Linked DNA regions of Mus musculus: regions 2 and 3 are each linked to region 1. A link is a loop called in an ENCODE intact Hi-C map of the cell type or tissue named here. Cell type or tissue: left cerebral cortex. All regions are shown on one strand. Each heading gives the region's core, and the rest is flanking DNA. Links, peaks and the distances in the headings are about the cores only.

Region 1 (6,338 bases), core at 883-5,882:
TAGACGTCTGCATGCATGTTAGGGCATGTGTACCCCACTCCTGATATAGCATACACACACAGAAACTAATGATAATACTAAAAGTAATTTTTAAGAGAAATATGAATCTAGGAAGGATCAACTCCAGCATTGCATCCAACCTTTAAGCACAGGCCTCATTGCTTCTTTCAAGTGACACTGAAGTTGGCTTTGCCATGTATTCTGCCAGAAGCTGCAGGGTCCTGCTCTAGCCCTGAAGAGTAGAATATCAGTCTTCACAGGCCGGACTTCAGCAGTGAGGGAGCAGGCCCTGTTAGCCTCAAGAGAGGGCAAGCAGTCTTGGGATATCTGTGGTAGTTCTGAAGCCTTTTGCTCTCCTGAGGTCTTCTAGGCTGCTCACGCGCAGAGCTGAGAGCTACCTTAGAAGCTGTAGTGGGTGCAGGGTGAAGTGGTATGGAAATGAGGACAAGGATAGAGACTGAGCAGCCTTGAAGAGATGTCAGAAAGGACATTTGGAAAAGACAAACAAAAACAGAAACAAAAAACAAAAAACCCAAACAAAAACTCAATTTGTTCCTTCTAAGTTGATAGGAAAATAGATACAGAGGCAAATTAGAATTATCCTAGAAATTTTTCTAGAAATTATTCTATAAAAATTGGCTACTCACACAAGGGAGTTGGTCTCTACAGGTTCTATCTACCCCGTCTCTGTGCATTTCCGCTAAAGTCATCCTGTTGGGTCCTGGGAGCCTCTTGTTTCCCTCATCTCCCACTGCTACATATTTTTATTCTATTTCCTGACCCTCTGTATCTCTCTCCCATCCCCTCCAGTACTTAATACTGACTCCCCCGCCCTTATTTCCTCCTTATGTAAACCATAATTTGTAGGGGGTTGAGAAAAACTCTCTAAGGTCTACATGTACTTCATTTCTGGGGCTCAGCATTTACATTTTTACACCCTGCAATGCTGAGTGAGCTACGAATGAAAAAAAAATTAAATGGTAATTAAAATAAATGTTAGCTATATGCATATGTATGTATATTCAAGAAAACCTGGGGAGTAAGAAATGGTATTCTTATTCAAAGAGATCTCTCTGGAGCCTCTGACTGGGACCTTCTTCTCTGGTGAGTTCCTAGCCCGCCCGAGGAGAGGGAGAAAAGAGAAAAGGGGAAGCACTGGAGGAGGGAGGAATGAATCAATACAGCTTCTGCCGCATACCAGCAGGAAAGCTGCAGACAGCAGCCCCACGTGACCAGCCCTCTGAGAAAATGAAGCCAAAAATAGCTCAGAGCCTCACACTTCATGGCTGGCAGAGGCACGATTTTTCATCCACCGTTGGGAGTGGTGTTCCAGGGGCTCTGAGCATAGCAACGAAAAAAAATCAAAGCAGCTCAGCAGCTTTGGCTTATTCTAATCTGTGCACTAGACAACAGCAAATGCTTGGGTGTTTTCTTAACTCCAACGCCCATCCACAAAATCTGTACTATGTTTGTGAGGATCACAAGATAGCCCTTGGGGACGTTTATCAGGGGAAGGATTTCTGGGGCAGGCTCCCAAAGATATTCTGCCTTGTGTGCAGAGAGTGCTGGAAAATACAAGATGCCCCTGGAGTAGGAGAAGACAGCTGTACCTTTAGATGTAGCCAAAAATCCAGCCCCCTTTTCAATACAGAAGAATATTATATTATAATCATAGATTTCTTTGAAAGCAACAAAGCAATGTATGTCATCTTAAGCAATAAATTATGATGGCTTGCTTCCAGGGCATGATTCCAGAAAAAAACCCAGAGGAGGGGATTTTGATAATCTTACAGATTCAAAAAAGTTAAAGGTTATATAGCATAAGAAACCTTCTTTTATAAAGCTACTTTAAAAGGCATAATGTAATAATGTATGCTTAGAAAATCCAGTCCACTAATAAGCTGGTAGACGCTGTGCACTTATTTGTTTGTTTGTTTATAAATAAATAGGTCCCATGAAATATGTATGTTTCCTGTTGTGCAATGGCACTATTTAATACACAGATGAAAACAAGTTTTGACAATCATAAAAAAAAAACACCCTTAATTAACCATGAAGAATACAGTTTCCTCTCTCTGGTGTTCTCAGAAGGATCCTTACTCACTCAGGGATAACAGGAAGACAATAAACACCTGAAAAATGAACAAGCAGGTGCCATGAGGAGGTAACTGCTATGGAGGACATAAAGCATGCACTCAAGGGTGCAAGGTCAGGCCTGGGAGCATTTCTAGGGAGGCTAGTTGAAGGGTTAAAGGCAGCTCTTCTAGAGCCTGAAAGCTGGAAGAATGTTGTTTTCTCTGAGAGAAGGCAGGGGCTAAAAATAGCAGGACTTTCCTCTATGAAGTTCAAGTCTGATGTGTTTCCCACTCTTGTGAGCCATAACACAGGACAGAGATTTATGACCACCTGGGCTCTAATGGGTTATTTTGAGCTTCCGAGTCAGGGCAGACACATTTGTTGCGGAGCTAATTTTATAGGGAGATAAATTCTCAGACCATCTGCCAGGGAAACATGCTTTGTGTCAGTTAGCCATGGAATGAGAAGGGGGAAGACCTGCAGGCTGATTTCCCAGCACATGCAGCTTTTCTACAGGCACTGGGGAGTGTTGGGGGAGAGGTAGCTCTGTGCCAGAAACTTCTCTGTGAAAAAGTATAAATAAGAGCCAAGATAGGTAGGGCTTCCTGAGTATCGGCACGGTACAGCTCCCTCTCTTGTGAAACAGCCATTGAGGTATAGTTAATGACAACCAGAAAGACAAAGCACTTCTAGCAGAAGGGTCTTCATTGTGCACCCCACATTCTCCTTACCTCTGAACAGCTCTGGTAACTCCTCACATCTTAGTTTGTGCAATGAGAACTCAGAACAAGGAATTGGGCTCAGCAGCTGGACGATACCTTCAGCCTCCTAAGTAAAGGTGATCATGACTCCACAGTGGACAGAGATGTGAGGCCGCAATCCTGTTTTGAAGTGCTTGCTATGCTTTCTGTGACTATTTCCAGTGAAGAGTTTATATAACATTCCCAGCAGGCTTTGATAAGGCTGCCATAGTCAGCAATCTCACAAGTAGTAAAACACTAAGATGTCCTTTCTTTGTGTTTGAATAATATGTGGATATTAGTGCTTCTCTTTGGTGTGAAGTACATTTTTCACTGGGATTCTTTACTCTTTTTCAGGCACCAGGCTAGGATGCCTTTCTACTTCATGAGATTTAGCAGTCCTAAAGTTATCTATACAGGAAGTTGCTGATGGAGATGGGCCTGACCATTTTCATTATCTTTTGCTTCAAGATTTTGCAGGAAAAAGAAGAAGTTGCCTGTTTCCTGGACAATCATTCCCCTTAGGCTTATGAAAAGAGGGTAGTGATGAGTATTGATAACCATTCTCTGGCCTGAGACACTCTGTCAAAGCTGTCAACGTAGTGTGCCTGGCCATGAGGCATCTAGTATCATGATATGCTAGATGTGCTGGGGAAGAGAAGGCTCACATTATGTTTCCTCTGGGTTTCTGGATAACAAGTCAAACCTGTCCTGTGCTCCAGGGCCTTATATTCTAAGTTGGGGGCAAGAATGACAAATCTTCCATAGTAGTAGCCACTATGGCCACCTACAACCCAGAAGATAGGAATACTAATTATTCATCCAGACCTCAAGCTTGTGTTTACATTTTGACCCAGTAAGAGAAAGAGCACAGATGATTTTGTCAGGAGGCCTCAGGTGTTTTTCATATGATATGTTTATAATAAAGAGCTGAGTTCTTCAAATTAGACAAGTAGCCAACATCCCCTCCTTTATTTTATTTATGGTGTTCCTGGTCAGGTCTTTTAAAAATCTGTAGTCCTATTTTAAAGGAATAGATGTGCTCAGTCCTAGAAATTCCTGTGGTTAAAAAAAAAAAACCAAAACATGGATTTCTGGAGGATGTTTGAGAACGCAGCCTTGCTAAAAGTTGGTAGAGATATTAAGGATGTACTAGTGAGCAGGTCTGCTTCCTTTTCCTAATCCACAAAGAGTAAAGAAAGATAAGGACCAGAAGGCACTTTAATTTGATGAACACTTGGAAGATTGTATGCTGCTTTAACCAAGAACCAAATTAACTGAAAATCCTAGTTACAATGCAAATCTAAGAGTAGCCAAAAATTTGCCGTGGCTGGAAATAGTTACTAAACTCACAGGATCCTCTATGGGTTGCCATGAACACACCACTCAGGTAATATTCTGTTTTCTTTGGCAAAGCTGGAGGTACACTGTGTACTAGTAGGGACTGGGCTCTGAAAGGAGGGTTTTATCCATTCCATCTGGTGTCTGAGCCATGCCACCAACTTTCCAGTGAAGACTTGGAGTTATGCTTCTGTTAATGGAGGCCAGAGAAAAGCTACAGCAGTATAATTGTGCTGAAAACACTTGTCACTTTCATTTTCTCAAACACTGACCTTGAGTCAGGTATAAACCAAGTTTAAATTGCTCAAAAGAGTTTTCATGCCTTAAAGTGCAAGCACAAGAAGGGATTTATTTAGTGGAAAGCATCAGGCTGACATACGAGAACTAGCTAAGCTGACATGGTAAAGGAACTGTGGCAAGCAGAGCCGCTGGAATGATCTAAATGTGTGTAATTATTGTCCATGTACCAGAAAGGTCAATATTGTGCAGGGCAGAGGGACCGCAACAGAGATCTCCATTCTGAAAAAGATCAAATGGGGACTTAGAAGAAGGCTAAAGGCCGAGATTATTTTCGTTACAGTATCCTTGAAGGGTCAAAGGCCAGCAAGAACAAAGTCCTGATCTACAAATGTACAGGCCCTTAATTGTGAGATGCTTGCCCTCAGTGTGGCTTTGCTGCAGTAGCAGGTTGCATGTTGAAGTAAAGTTTATATACCTGTCAGGAAATGGGTCTGGATAAGAGTGCTTATTTAGTAGAGATAAGAAAAGCAGGACAAAGGTGAAACTGGGTAGAGGCAGGTACACCGTATAAAAGGCTACTTACACTGTAGGCCCAATAAACCCGTGGGTTCCTTCATGGAGTCATGGGTGCAGGCCAGGTCACCTCCCAGCCAGTGAGAGCCAGAGTCCCCAGATCTCTGGGATTGCTCTTTTTTTGGAGGTTTTCACCCTGCTCCTCTCTGCACACTTCCCACTCTACCTCCCCTGGCCTGGCCTTGGACCACCTAATTTTGTTTCCAAAGGCTAGCAACTCTCTATTGTAGTAATGTCCACTGTACGCCACACATGCTTACAGTTGGTCCTATATTCCAGTGTTGAGTACAGAAGCAAGTTGTTCGTCCTCCCAATCCTGCATTTACCTTCCCTACTCACCACCTTTTTTTGTGAATTTCTGAAAAGGATCTGGCTTTATTTGTGATTATGTTTCTTTCCTCCATAAATTTAGTTTAATATATTTTGGAGCTCTGTAATTAGGGATATGTCATTCAGGACTATTAGACACCCCTAAGAGACTGAGCCCTTTACAGTGTAAACTAACTTTATGTTCTCAACTCTACTTTGTTCAATACTAGTATCACTTTTCCTACACAGATGATTTTCCAACATTCTACTTACTTGCGTCTTTATTCTTCACTGACCTGTGCATTTGTTTTTCATAAATTCATTTTTGAAATCCTTTTTATTAAACCTTTTCATTCACTTAATTTCAAATTGTTCATGTAATTGCTTTAAGAAAGTGTTTTGTTATTCCTTCCCTTCCCCTTCCTTTCATTCTCTTTTCTCTTCTCCTCTTCTCTTCTCTTCTCTTCTCTTCTCTTTACTTTTCTTCTCTTTTCTTTTTTTCTTTTCTTCTCTTTTTCTTTTCTTTTCTTTCCTTTTCTTTTCTTTTCAAAATACAGTCTCATGAGGCTCAGAATGTCCTTAAAATCATATACCTCCTGTCTCAGATTCCTAAGCTCTGGTATTACAGTCAAACCCCACCATGATTGGCCTGTTACTTCTTTTCTGCCTACCCATCCCTTGTTCCTTGACTGCTACCTTTTTAGTCAGTCTTTTATAGAGACCTATATACGTCAAACAATTGTTAGATTTTCCGTGTACATTTTCTTTTTAAAGAAGCTATACTTCTTTGTACTGTAATTAATTTTAATTTTATTGTACATCTACAATTTTCTCCTTAAGTATCAGTCCAAATATTTTACCACATGGTGACTGCTAGAGCCTTATTTTAACTTAGAAAAATGTAGTTGTGATACTACACAGTTCAATATGAAATTACAGACTACATAGAATACATATATTTATAAAAGGGGATTTGTTAGACTGGCTGACAGGCATAATGTTAAAAACTCACAAAGGATGTCTATAGATGTTAAAAAAAAATATGAGACGCCTGAGAAT
Region 2 (6,338 bases), core at 492-5,491, 72 kb after region 1:
TTCCATCACAACAATGTATCACAATGTATCTCCCTGAACACAATATAGCCATAGAGGAAATTACTCAAAAGTCACATTTTAATGTTTCCTATTGTGCCCCGTGTACCTTAAGGAGGAATTATCTGGCAATACTAGCCCCAGTACAATAGCTAATTTTGAAATATTTAAGTTTTCATTTATTGTGAAGTACTAGGATTTGAACCTCTGGTATTACAAAGGTGGTCTACCACTGAGCTCCGCCTTTGGGTCATGGAATGCCATTTACAAAGGCTTTTCTTTTCTTTCTTTCTTCTTCTTCTTTTTTTTTTTTTGTTTGTTTTGTTGTTGTTGTTGTTTGAGACAGGGTTTTTCTGTGTAGCCCTGGCTGTCCTAGAACTCACTCTGTAGATCAGGCTGGCCTCGAACTCAGAAATCCGCCTGCCTCTGCCTCCCAAGTGCTGGGATTAAAGGCGTGCGCCACCACCACCCAGCTTACAAGGGCTTTTCTTAAAGTCTCTTAGTCATCACAAGTCTCTCTCCTTTACTGAAATAGCCTTGCATTCCATTTGCAGAGTCAGGCTCTACTTCAGCTTCTAGTGTTTATTTAAAGCTTTATGAATTATGGTGACACTAGAGGACTGCTTTTTTCCCATAGCAGACACTGGCAGATACAGCATACAAGAGGGCCATGAAGGGAGTAGCCTCTGAAGAATGCCAGGATGAATTTTGGCATACAAAGAAGGTATGACTTAAAATATTCCATTTCTGTTTATTATTCATTCTCACTAAGGAAAAAAAAAGCAATATGCACAGCTTGAAAACAGTAGGACATTCTGTCCCCAGGGCTTCATTACTGCATTTGTAATGCTCTGTCCCAACCATGTGTCTTGGGAAGCACACATGCCCAGGGCCCAGAATCTTGTTTCATCTGGAACTGGGGAGGACTTTAAAACTGGAGGAATCTTCAGTCTATTAGGAGCTGAACTGCACTCCTCTCGTGCACAGAATGCACGGGTTGAGGTGATAACCTTCAGGAATACAGAATGTGCTTGTGTTTGGAGACAGGCCCTATAGACAATTAATTAAACTAAATGAGGTCATGAGGCTAGGCCCAATCCAATAGCACTGGTGCCCTTATAATCAAAAGCAGATATGACACAGGCACATGGAGTGAGGGTAGGTAGGGCAAAGATGAGTCTATAGGGGAAAGATACCCATGGGAGAAGTCTCAGGAGACATCAATTAAACTGTTGATCCTTTCGACTCAGACTTTCCGTTTTTAGAACCATGAACGTGTCTGTTGGTTCACCCTGAAGTCTGTGGCAGCCCCAACAAACCATACTAAGGCCACTTCAGTTTCTCATTTAAAATGTCTCTCACCCTGGAGATGGAACTCAGTGGAAGAGCACCTGTCCAGTCTCTGTAAAATCCCAGCATAGCTGTCCAGCCTATATGAGACCCTAGGCATCTGTCTAGCATATGTGAGACCCTGTGTACAGCCTGTATGAGACCCTGGCACATCTGTGCAGCCTATGTGAGATCCTAGCACATTTGTCCAAAATATGAGATCCTAGGTGCCTGTCTAGCCTATATGAGACCCTAGCACATCTCTACAGCCTCAATGAGACCCTAGCATATCTCCCCAGCTTCCGTGAGACCTTACCACATCTGTCCAGACTATGAGAAACCCCAGGTACCTGTCGAGCCTATAAGAAATCCTAGATCTCTCTCCAGCATTTGTGAGACCCTAGGTACCTGTTCAGCCTCTGTAGGATCCTAGGTCCCTATTTAGCATGTGTGACACAATAGACAACTGAGTATGTGGGCAATTTTGTCTGTATCTACCTCTTCTGTTTTTATTTTTTAATTAGTTTTGTTAACTTTCAACTTTTTTCTAGGGACTGGGCCCAATGTCTTGATTACACAAGGAACATGCATTATCATGAGCCACACCCACAGCCAATACAAATGAATTTTGAAAGTCTCATTGCTTACATCAGGGTCAGCATGGTCAACCTAGTAACAAATATTTGATAACACAAAAATATCAGGGGTTGAGCTTGGGCAGTGCTCCTTCAGAGCTCTGCTGGGAGAGTTTTTTTGTTTTTTGTTTTTTTTTAAGAATGTATTATTTTTAGTTATGTCTCTGTGTGGATATGTACTCATGAGTGCAAGTGCTCTCTCATGACAGAAAAGGGTTTCAGATCCCCCTAAAGCTAGAGTCAGAGCCTGAATGTGGATGATGGGTGCTGGATACTGAACAGGGGTCTTCCACAAGAGCAGGACATGATCTAAATTCCTGAGCCATCTCTCCACCCACCTCAGTTTCTACACCACTGAGAAGTTAGCATTCTTAAGGGTTTGACCAAGGTCAAAGAGGCCCTGCAATAACTAGAGCTGCCTTGTCATCGGAGACACCCAGTTTCACCAGAGATAGACACTTGATGTTGCCTTAAAATGAGACCATACTATATCTAATACACCAGTAACTGTGCAGTAGATTCTAAAATTTCTCTAAAAGAAGGAGGATGATCGTGATGGCTGCTCAGTGTTACAGAAGCAGTAATTCCTACAAGGGTGATGCTCACATGCACAGACCAGCCTTGAGCTGAAGCTGCAGCCTTCAGCAATTTGGCCACAAGAGGGCAATAGTCTGGGATTCACTGCAACTGACTATAGGGAAGGTTCCGCCACTGGATAGCAGTTGCTACATAGCTCCCTGGCTGTGTAATGCTCCAAGTGGCTGTTCTTCTGATGGCTCTGAATGTTCAGTACATGAAATAACATAGGTGGACCTTACTAGCTGGAAAGAAAGAAGTGGCATGGCGATGCAGCTGAGAGTCCTCTTCCCCTTTCCTTGAACTTGCAATTCTGCTAGAAACTGCATCATTCTATGAAGCAAAGTCATCAAAGTAAGTGCTACTCCTTTCTTTCAGAGACACCCGAAGCCTCCAAAGCAGGGTATCTTCCTAATGCTCCATCCACTTCTTTAAAGCTGATGATTTAAAGTATTCAGGAGGATCAAAACACGTACTATGGACATGTGTGCTATTCCTGACAAAGGACATGAGCACCTGCAGATTTTTATATCCTCAGGATGGAGGTGGGGAACCTTGGAACCAATTCCCAACAGTAAACTGGCATTTCACACTTGCATTAATTAAATTACTCATAATTATTCAGTGAATGCAAAGCAGATTTTCTGCATCTTACTACAGCAGTAGTGGCAACCAAAAGGACATTTCCAGTTCACAGAAGTGAAATAGGCTAATCTTTAGGCTTAGCTGATGAAGTGTAAGGACTGCACAGGTGCACATTCTGTGCCTCCGGTACAGCACTGCCTACAAGAATCTTGACGAGCTACGAGGTAGAATTAAGAGGGAGACCTCCTGTCAAGGTCGTTTCATGACACTGGCCCTGGTGAGAAGGGATGCTGTGTGCAGCAGCACCTCCTAGCTGGCCAGAACCACTGCCTACTTCTGCAATAAGCACGTTTGGAAAACACTTCATTCTGTTCTATCAGGACCCTATCCCGAAAACATCCTCACTATCACTTGTCAGAACAATCCTAGGCCAAAAGAAACTCCAGGTCCTTCCTTTACCTTCAGTCTGTATGCCACCTCTGGACATCAGCCCCTAAATGTTCGCTGCCTGGAACAATGTCTCTGACTGGTTTCCTGTATTATTAGGTCTTAACACTTGCCATAGGCTTGGGCCAGGCTAGCCTGAGCACAGAAGTATTTTTCTGCTATTTCCTAGAAACAAAAACATATTTCAAGACAGTGGTGAGAATCTGTCAGGGTAACTATCCTGACCACCTTCCCTGTCCTCATTCCTGCCCCAGTGATTGGGATAGCTCTCCTCGCATTCTCTCTCTACGAAAATGGATAGCTGCTCTGGTACCTAAGCTGCTGTCTTCCCAGGAACTTCTGATAGCATCCTAAAGACAGCAGGCAAGTGCCACTGTTTGGAACTTGCACAATGCCCTCCATCTACCCCAGGTATACACACACAAACACGAACACACACAAAGACAGAGACAGAGAAAAGGAGGAGAGAGAGAGGGGGGGGAGGGAGAGGGAAAGGGAGAGAGAGGGGGGAGGGAGGAGGGAGAGAGGGAGAAAGAGAGCACATGCATATTAGCCTCCTGCTTCTCTGGGAAAGGCTGAGAAGACCTATGGCTCCTTCACTGGACCACAGGTCCCTTGAGAACAAGAACTCTGTACCCCATGAGCCACCACAGAACTTGATGTTTAGGGATGGTCAAGAGGTAATGCCTGCTTATGTTCCATACTCTTCTGCATTACCACAAACCTCTGCAGTGGACTCATTGGGGATAAAGAGGTAGAACGCGTATTGACTGCTGTTTGTCAACAGTAGACAGGCTTTGCCTGGCACTGGGGAAGGTACGACTGTTAAGAGGCTACGAGAGATTCCCCATAGTTCCAAACACCAAAGCCTTTTCTTTTACAAGGCCAAGCATGTTTCATCTCAAAAAAAATGTAAGATGATTTCTCCACAGCCTGTAATCTCGTTCTATATCTCTTGACAGTGTGTGAAAAATACTGATCTAATTTAGGCAAGCATTTTAACCCAAATTGATGAAGTAATTACCCCATTCTACTTCTGCACTTGGAAAGCAATCTGTGCTGCACACAAGCCTGGCAGTGTTGCGAGATTTCCCAGGAGGCCACTGGGCCAATACTATACTAAATGAGTGGGTGAACCAATGAGTGGGTGAACTTTGCCAGCATTGGTTGGACTAATCAAAATCTTCAACTTGTTAAGGAAGTTATGGGTCCAGTCCATTATGGCTCCTCTGACATGTAGGAGGGAATTCAAGCCTGTTTGTTAAATAGGTATGTGTTCAGATGACATTCCTCCCATTTAAATTAAATTTAATATACCACAATTGCTGTGATGGTGCTATTTAAGGTACTTCTATTATGCTCATGCATACAAGTGACATAGTATATGTTCTGGTGGGTCTCACAGTTCTATGTGGGTCTCACCATTTCCTGGCATCATCATTTCCAGGGTATCAAAGCAGATGCCCCAAGAAGAGCATCAGGTCCTTCTTCAGGGACAACTTCACACATGTCCATACCATTGGGGGCCTCCAGGAAGCCCAACATATCTGATAGGTATTGAGGACGAGAGTCTGGGTCTTTACACATTTCTCTTCTAACTGCAAATTTTCTTGTCATAAACCCAAGTATTAGAGATTAAAGGGACATTTCTTTGAGAGTAGAAAGCCAGCTTTTCCCTGATTCCGTTCTGCTTGTAGGAGCCGTTCCCTCCTCTCCCTTCCCACCTTTTAGTCCTTTGTTCTCTTGCCTCCTGGCTGGTTCACAGCCCAGAACCCTAGAAGCTCCATTTAGATGGTAGCAAAAATCAAAAGGCTCAGAGTACCGTGCTTGAGCCTGAATTCTCAAAATCAAAGCCTTTCTTTCCCTCTTGGCCACAAATACTTCATGCTGCTTTAGTGGGCCAGTTGTCAGCAGAACCCCACATTACCTTTTATCAAATGTGTTTAAGTGCATCAAAGACTGATTGTGCATTTAGATAGCAAGTAATGAATGCTGTTTCACCCAGTCCTGAAATGAGGGCTGTTCTTTAAGATAGCTGGCTTGAAAGAGTCTGTACTTATTCCAGCACGGTGCCGCCGCAGGAAGCACTCTGCAGTGGCGCTGCTGAGCTAAACTGCACAGCCAGGGCACAAGTCCAGGCTCTACTCTGTTCTGTCTCACAGCCAATAACTACTTTGTGCCTCTTCCATCACTAACAGTGGCAGGGATGACATTAGCAAAGACGGGCTGAGGTCTGTGACCTACGTGTCTTAGAGACCAGTGAGCCCATCGCCTGGTGCGAGAAAAGGCTATCCTGCTGAGACAGACCTAGGAAACACCCGTGAGGTTGTTTTGTTTGTTTGTTTGTTTGTTTTCTTTTTCTTTTTGTTTCTTTTTTTTTTTTAAATGAGGCCATAAAGAACTGCATCCCAGAGAATAGCTGAATTGAAAGGAAGATTTCTAGGACCCAGAGACAGAGGGACAGGTACCTAGAGGTAGAAAGCAATGGAGGCCTCAGGTTTACTTATTAGAAAGCAATAGTACATTTCTCTCACAGGTATTTTTGAGGAAAATTAAGATGAGGGATAGAAAAAGACAGGCAGCTAATGCATTCTGAATCCAACTTGGAGAATGGCCACACAGATGGCAGCTGGGATATGACATTCTAGACCACATCCAGATTAGCTCCTCCATCAGCTTCAAAAGGCAAATCAGCCCAGCAATCTAGACCAGAGCTCCAGCTTCACACAAGGACATGCTGGGACTGAATGCTAAAGTCACTTATCCCAA
Region 3 (6,338 bases), core at 492-5,491, 450 kb after region 1:
CAGATCCTGCGTTCTGTCTATTTGTGCTTCTTGCTTTCTCTTTGACATTCACTGGAATCCAGTGACCTGATCTTTTCATTGGTACTTATTTGATGACTCCCGAGGCTTATATTTCTCACCATTTCCACCATGAAAACATTAAACCCCTAAAACACAGCACAGTCACCCTCAAGGTAAAAGCCATAACTGATTTCCTACCTTGTCCATGCAAGAACACAGCACAGTATTCAGCACATGTATGAAATTTTTTGATGGGTGGAGTTTCTTTCCAGTGATGTAAGATTACTGTGTTGCATGCCAGCATTCTGTTACTGTAATAAATGCCTGAGATAAATCAATGTAAAAAGACGAGGAGTTAATTTTATCTCACAGGTCCAGAGGTTTCAGCCCATGGCCATTTGGCTCTCTTACTTTTGAAGCAAGGTGTGGCAGTAAGTATGATGAAGATCCCCTACCCCTCATGCTGCTAGAAAGTGAGAATATGTATTATTATTAATTCTCTGGTCATACCATATATTTTGATCATATTCATCCTCCATATCTCTCTGTAACTCCTCCCAGATCCACCCCCAACTTCATACCCTCCAACGTTCTTCTTTAAAACAAAACAAAACAAAACAAAACAAAACAAAAACAAAAACAAAAAAGAAAAAACCTGTTGAGTCTAAATATACCCATATATTTTGCAGGACAAAAAACTTTTAGTTTCATGAGATCCCACTTATTGATTGATGGTTCTTTTTTCCTGGGAAACTAGAGTCCTATTGAGAAAGTCATTTCCTGAAGCTGTGTTTTGACTTGTACTCTTTATTCTTTCTTGTAGAACTGTTAGGGTTTCAGGTATAACACTGATATCTCTAATCCATTTGCTATTTATTTATGTACAGCATTAGAGAGAAGAATCATGATTAATTTTTCTACTTGTATATATCCAGTTTTACTGGCACCATTTTTAAAAGATCCTTTCTTTTTCTCCATTGTGTATTTTCAACATCTTTGTCTAAAAACAGGTGACTGTAGGTATCGGATCTTATATCAGAGCCCTTGGTTCTATCTCATTAAACTATCTATCTGTTTTTGTGTCAGTACCATACTGTTTATACTTTTTTATAAAATCACAGAACTATTAGAACATGGCCTTGGGACTTGGAAAGGGTCAGAAGAAATGAGGTTCCCAGAAGCTGAAAGTCACTTGTGGGATTCAACCTGGGGCTGTAGGGCAAGAGCTCTAAGCTCTTGTTCCAGCAGCTCTCTCAGTTCCATGGCCCTTGTTTGGTACATGCCCTCCTTAGGGTATTCCCAAGTTGTTGTAAAGCTGCCTGACTTGTCTCAGGTCTTCCGTCTAATGATTTTGTTAGTCCATGTTCAGCACCTTTAGTAGTTGTTAATCACATACTGGATAGTAACTTCTGGCATTCTAAATGTGGTCTGTGTCCTCAGCCTTTTTCCTTTTCAGTCTGATTCTCTAGGGAGTCTCCTAGCATGACCTTTTGCTTAAAACCTTCCATTCTTGAAGGAGAATCAGTCTTCTGCAGTGAAGAGCTTCCTGGTGGCTTATCTAATCTCATGTGGTTAGTCCTAAATATGTATCCGTAAAGAAACACTAAATGGATGCCATGAGATATGACTTACATTTGTATAAGCACAGACCAAAACAAGTCCATTTGTCACTCACAAAACACCACGTGTCCTTTCCTTGGCTAAGATTAGCAACTACAAATCCTTGTCAGTTTACATCACGTGGGTCTCTAGTTTGTTTGATTTTCCTATAAACTAAATTATTTGAAACCCTCCATTGTAGAATGTCCTCCACTCTCAAGTGGTATCAGAAGACAGCAGTCTTCTGCTTCTTTAGGTTTTTCCTTAACTTACCCAATCAGAAGCTGAATCATGTAGCTCATTTCTAGCCCTGCTAGCTAACACCCCCCACCCCCGTTTCTATATTGTATACACTCCCTTCACTGTACCTAGTCATCAACCTTTGTTAAAGCAAGTGTGACCTGCTGGTCCTTCATTAAATCACAGTGGCATAACACAGCCGAGGCAGCCTCAGTGCTGCACTGCTCTTACCTAAGCAGGTCTCCAATATTTCATAGGAAGCTTTTAGTATTGGGTTTATTTTGTTTTCTTGTGTGTTAGGATGTAGGAAAAATTTAAATTATACTTATTTATTTGCTTACTTGGGCTTTTTGTTTGTTTATTGATTTATTGTTGGGAAGGAGACTGGGAAGCATGCTAGTACCATTGCACCTATGAGGAAGTCAGAAGACAAGCCTCTGAAGTTGGTACTATCATTCCATCAGAAGAGTCCAGGGGACCAAACTCAGGTCATGTGCCTTGCCACCAAGCACCTTTACCCTCTAAGGCATTTAACTGACTAGTAATTTTTACTTACTCATCCTTAGTTGTATTTTTTCTGTCTCAGCATTGCATTCTAGCATGTAACATGTGGTAGTCTAATACCCTTTTTCCAGCATGTGTATCTTGGACCCACGATGGAGATGCTTCATCTGTACACTTACAAGTACTGAGAGAGTAAAATTTTTCCTAAGTAGGATCCTGAGGAGTAGGTTAGCCTAGGATCATCTCAAATCTTTAGCCTTTTTTTTTTTGTATGCCTGAAGTTTGTGCTTTTTGGAACTTTGTTAGAAAGCTTCTAATTACAAAAGCTTAACTTTACCAACTTCCTAAGATTAAGAGCACACAGGAACCACTACTGCAGACACACAGTATTCTTGGTATAATTGTACCTGCCCCATACTCAGATTCTGGTTCATGTTTTGTCTGCCCAACTCTAACTCTCACTCTGGGCGCATCTTTTTGTCATAGTTTCACTAAGATGACTCAAACCACAGTGCCAACCTCAAGAAACCGTTGGCATACACAAAGTATTCATCTGAGAAGCACTTCAGAATAGGAAGAAAGCCTTGGCTGATAGGAAAAAGTGGCTCCCACACAGGTCCTTCTGAAACAGCTAAGCTGATGAAAACTGTGGAAGATGACCCACTATGAAACATGTTTAAAAAACAAATATTTCTGAAGACTCACTATGTCTTTGCTGACAACTGTAAGCCTTTTATTCCAGACATGACTGTAAATAATATATTGTCCAATGAGTCTCTGCTCTGGATTTACATTGTGCAAATCTAGACACTGAATTGAAAAAAAAAACTTTACAAGAGATTTGCTTAAAAGAGAGCTGGCTGAGTTTCACAAGGGAGGCATTTCTCCTCTCATCTTAGTCTTGTGGGCGTTTTGATCTTATGTCTTGATGCTCTCAGAACCCCCATTCTGTCAAAACAGGCTTTCAGAAGCTCTTTGCTGAAGCCATATAAATGACTTTCCTCTTTCTTTCAGAAGAAAGATACATTTTTATTTTTAATTATGGTGCTGGGGATCACTCCAAGGGTGTGGGGAAGATAAGTACTCCAGCACGCAGACACATCTTCACTGACTCTCGGTGCCTTTCTGAAGGCTATTTCTCATCTTTCTTCTCCCTTATGAGAAACTTGATACTGTAACTTGCCAAAAGCGATTCATTTCTTCTCAGTACACTCTAAGAGCTTTAATACAGCTATATTGTATACAAACATGTCTTAAGAAAAGAAGAATAAAAGTTTTCATATTATCTTCTCCCATGTACAAAGTCCATAGGCATTATGATAATAGAAATTACTACCGAGAGACAATAAGAGAATATTCACCAGGTAGTGGTGATGCACGCCTTTAATCCCAGCACTGGGGAGACAGAGGCAGCCAGATTTCTGAGTTGGAGGTCAGCTTGGTCTACAGAGTGAGTTCCAGGACAGTCAGGGCTACACAGAGAAACCCTGTCTCAAAAAACAACACCAAAAAAAAAAAAAAAAAAAAAAAGAAAGAAAGAAAGAAAGAAAGAAAAAGAAAAGAAAGGAAAGGAAAAGAAAAGAAAGACAAGAATATTCACTCTTAAAGAAAAACTTTGAGTCTGGAGAGATAGTTCAGAGGTTAAAACACTGGCTGCTCTTCCAGAAGGCTTAGGTTCAAATCCTAGTACGCACACGACAGCAAATAACTGTACTTCCCAAGAATGCCATGCCCTCTTCTGGACTCCAAGCACACCATAAGATTCACAGACACACATACTATTTTTGTGACTTACTCAAAGTTTAAAGTTTCATGTGTGAATTATTATTCAGTTGCACACAATGGCTTATCTCACCCCAATTTATCTTCCTTTGCCTTTGGTTTTCCCTCTTTTTCCTCCTGATTCTTTCTTAAGGTTTGATATTGTGAAATTAAGACTCACTAATTTCAGAGGAGAGAGGCTGGAGGTTAAATATTATCGCCCAAAGCTGGCGATTCCTTCAACCATGCATATGTAGTCAAGTCTCCACAAGAATCCACTAGATATGACCATGCAGCTCAGTGGTAGAATGTGCAGTATGCACAAGGCCCCTGATTTTATCCCCATCACTGTAGAGAAAAAGAAAAAGAAAACCAAAACAGCATCACCCTCCATCCCCCCTCACACCACCAATAAAAACCCCAAAGTAAAGGGTTTACCACTTTTCTATTATCTCTTTCTATGCACCCTCTGCAGCATCCTTTATAATAAATGGAATTCTCTGAGCCTGTCTAGCATATTAATTGAACCCAAGAAGGGAGCTATACTAATTCTAGTTTAAAGCTGGTGAGGTGGGTCAAGTACACAGGTGAAAACAGCATAGGCTATCAGCTGGTACCTTCATGAGGAGGGTAGATTTTGGGAGCCAATGTTACCTCTTGGTCAATGGTATTAGAACTGACTTGAATTGGTGGCTTCAATGAGGATATTTTTCTTCTTACAAGAAATATCATTGTGTACTATTTAATTATTTATTACATATATTTGTGTACTTCCTTGATTTTCCACAATATGACACACTAGTCTTATCTTATATACTTCCCATATCAGTCTCTGAAGCAACCTTTCTCCAAGGAACTCTAGTCCCATATAATGGAGAATAGAACCCAAAACTAAGACCTGGGTGCTATATGTGCTCTATGCCTCTAGACTCTTTTTCCTGAAAAAGCAAGGAAGCTCAAATATTCACAACACTAGTATGTTCCCACAAAGCTATCACTATTTTATGCTATCAACCTATATGGAGCTAAGTATGACTTAACACCGACTCTCCAAATTGAATCTATCATCTGTGGCTCATTTTAGCCTCATCCCATTTCTTACACTGTCCTTTCATCTTCTAGAGTGCCTTGGTTTAAATCCAAACACCCACAATTGTAACTAACAATTGTCTATAACTATAGTTCCCAAGGATGCTATGACCTTTTCTGGCCTCCAAGGGCAGCAAACAATATATATGTTGCACAGACATGCATTCAGGTAAAATATTCATGCACATAAAATGAAATAAAACTAAAAAGAAAAATGTTGGCACACCACCCTCCTTAACAACTCCTTAATAACAATGTTCATGAATGCAGTAACTTCTTATTTAGCTAGCACCTAATCCACTGGAATATAATATTACAAGTACAACATTTATAATATCACCATGCAGAATACTGAACCTCTTCCAGATGTTTATGCCATGAGCCTTACCTCTTCCATTCATTTCTACAATGATTCAGGGCAGTGGTTCTAGCTCTCTGCAGTGATGTGACATGTAGGATTGGCTTTCTTTTATCATGGTGCACTTTCATCCCAAAATCTTGGATATCCTATGTATTTTTTTTAATTCACCCAAATTAAAGTTCTCTGATCTAAATCACTACATATCAGTTTAACACATTCCTTATCATTGCATCATACACAACCTTGTGCTTTAACTAACTTCCCTAGGTCTGAGTTGGGAACAGAATGTTAATCCTAGCAACCAGAAACTCTGTTGGCTAGAGATTCCAAGCTACAGTCCTCAACAGGGTGCCTGCCATTGTTTATGTGAGGGACAGGGCTCTCTGGATTCTAACATTATATAGATAAAGCAAGCAGGCCCTAAATCAATATTAAAGCATGCAGCCTCATGCGAACTGCTTGGGAGTCTTAAGTGACTCCTCCATTTTGCATCCCACCGGCAAGGGGTGTGAGTTCTTATTCAGTATCCTTAACAACCATTGATTAAGTCAGTATCATGGATTTTAGCTCTAATCGATGAGAAGTGCTATTTGTTGTTGTTTTAATTAGCATTTTTCAAAAGACAGATGATGCTGAACCCCTTCTCATGTGCTTGGTTGTCCTCTTCTTTTTCTGTTCTGCTCTGCCCTGTCGCTCCATCCATTTGCATTGGGTTTCACAAACATTGCCTTGCAGAGCATACACAATGTCATGTGCTTTTTGCTTTTTTATAGCCTTAAGCAGG

Evidence for each region. A loop is a pair of places that touch in the nucleus more often than their neighbours do. Peaks named below come from ENCODE experiments on the same cell type or tissue, not always from the same donor. Only the 100,000 strongest peaks of a DNase experiment are listed, where the experiment ranks them.
Region 2: a loop joins it to region 1, with 2.4 times the contacts of the local background. A loop is called at or near these places in 6 of 42 quality-filtered maps.
Region 3: it touches region 1 in a loop (2.2-fold over the local background); 2 of 42 quality-filtered maps call a loop at or near these places.

The regions. Positions count from the first base shown.
Region 1 is chr7:58,839,175-58,845,512 of GRCm38, reverse strand. No RefSeq gene overlaps it. Among named protein-coding and RNA genes, the nearest start is that of Gm39019, 110 kb to the right of the region's middle. In left cerebral cortex, for the core only: no CTCF peak of the experiment used is centred there; DNase peaks (open chromatin) are centred at 1,258, 2,456 and 2,951; H3K27ac peaks cover 2,777 bases.
Region 2 is chr7:58,766,752-58,773,089 of GRCm38, reverse strand. All of the region lies in intron 2 of Atp10a (ATPase, class V, type 10A), which reads right to left. Among named protein-coding and RNA genes, the nearest start is that of Gm39019, 39 kb to the right of the region's middle. In left cerebral cortex, for the core only: a CTCF peak has its summit at 2,593 (motif pointing right); DNase peaks (open chromatin) are centred at 538, 2,608 and 4,658; H3K27ac peaks cover 918 bases.
Region 3 is chr7:58,389,500-58,395,837 of GRCm38, reverse strand. No RefSeq gene overlaps it. Among named protein-coding and RNA genes, the nearest start is that of n-TEttc7, 6.6 kb to the left of the region's middle. In left cerebral cortex, for the core only: no CTCF peak of the experiment used is centred there; a DNase peak (open chromatin) is centred at 3,286.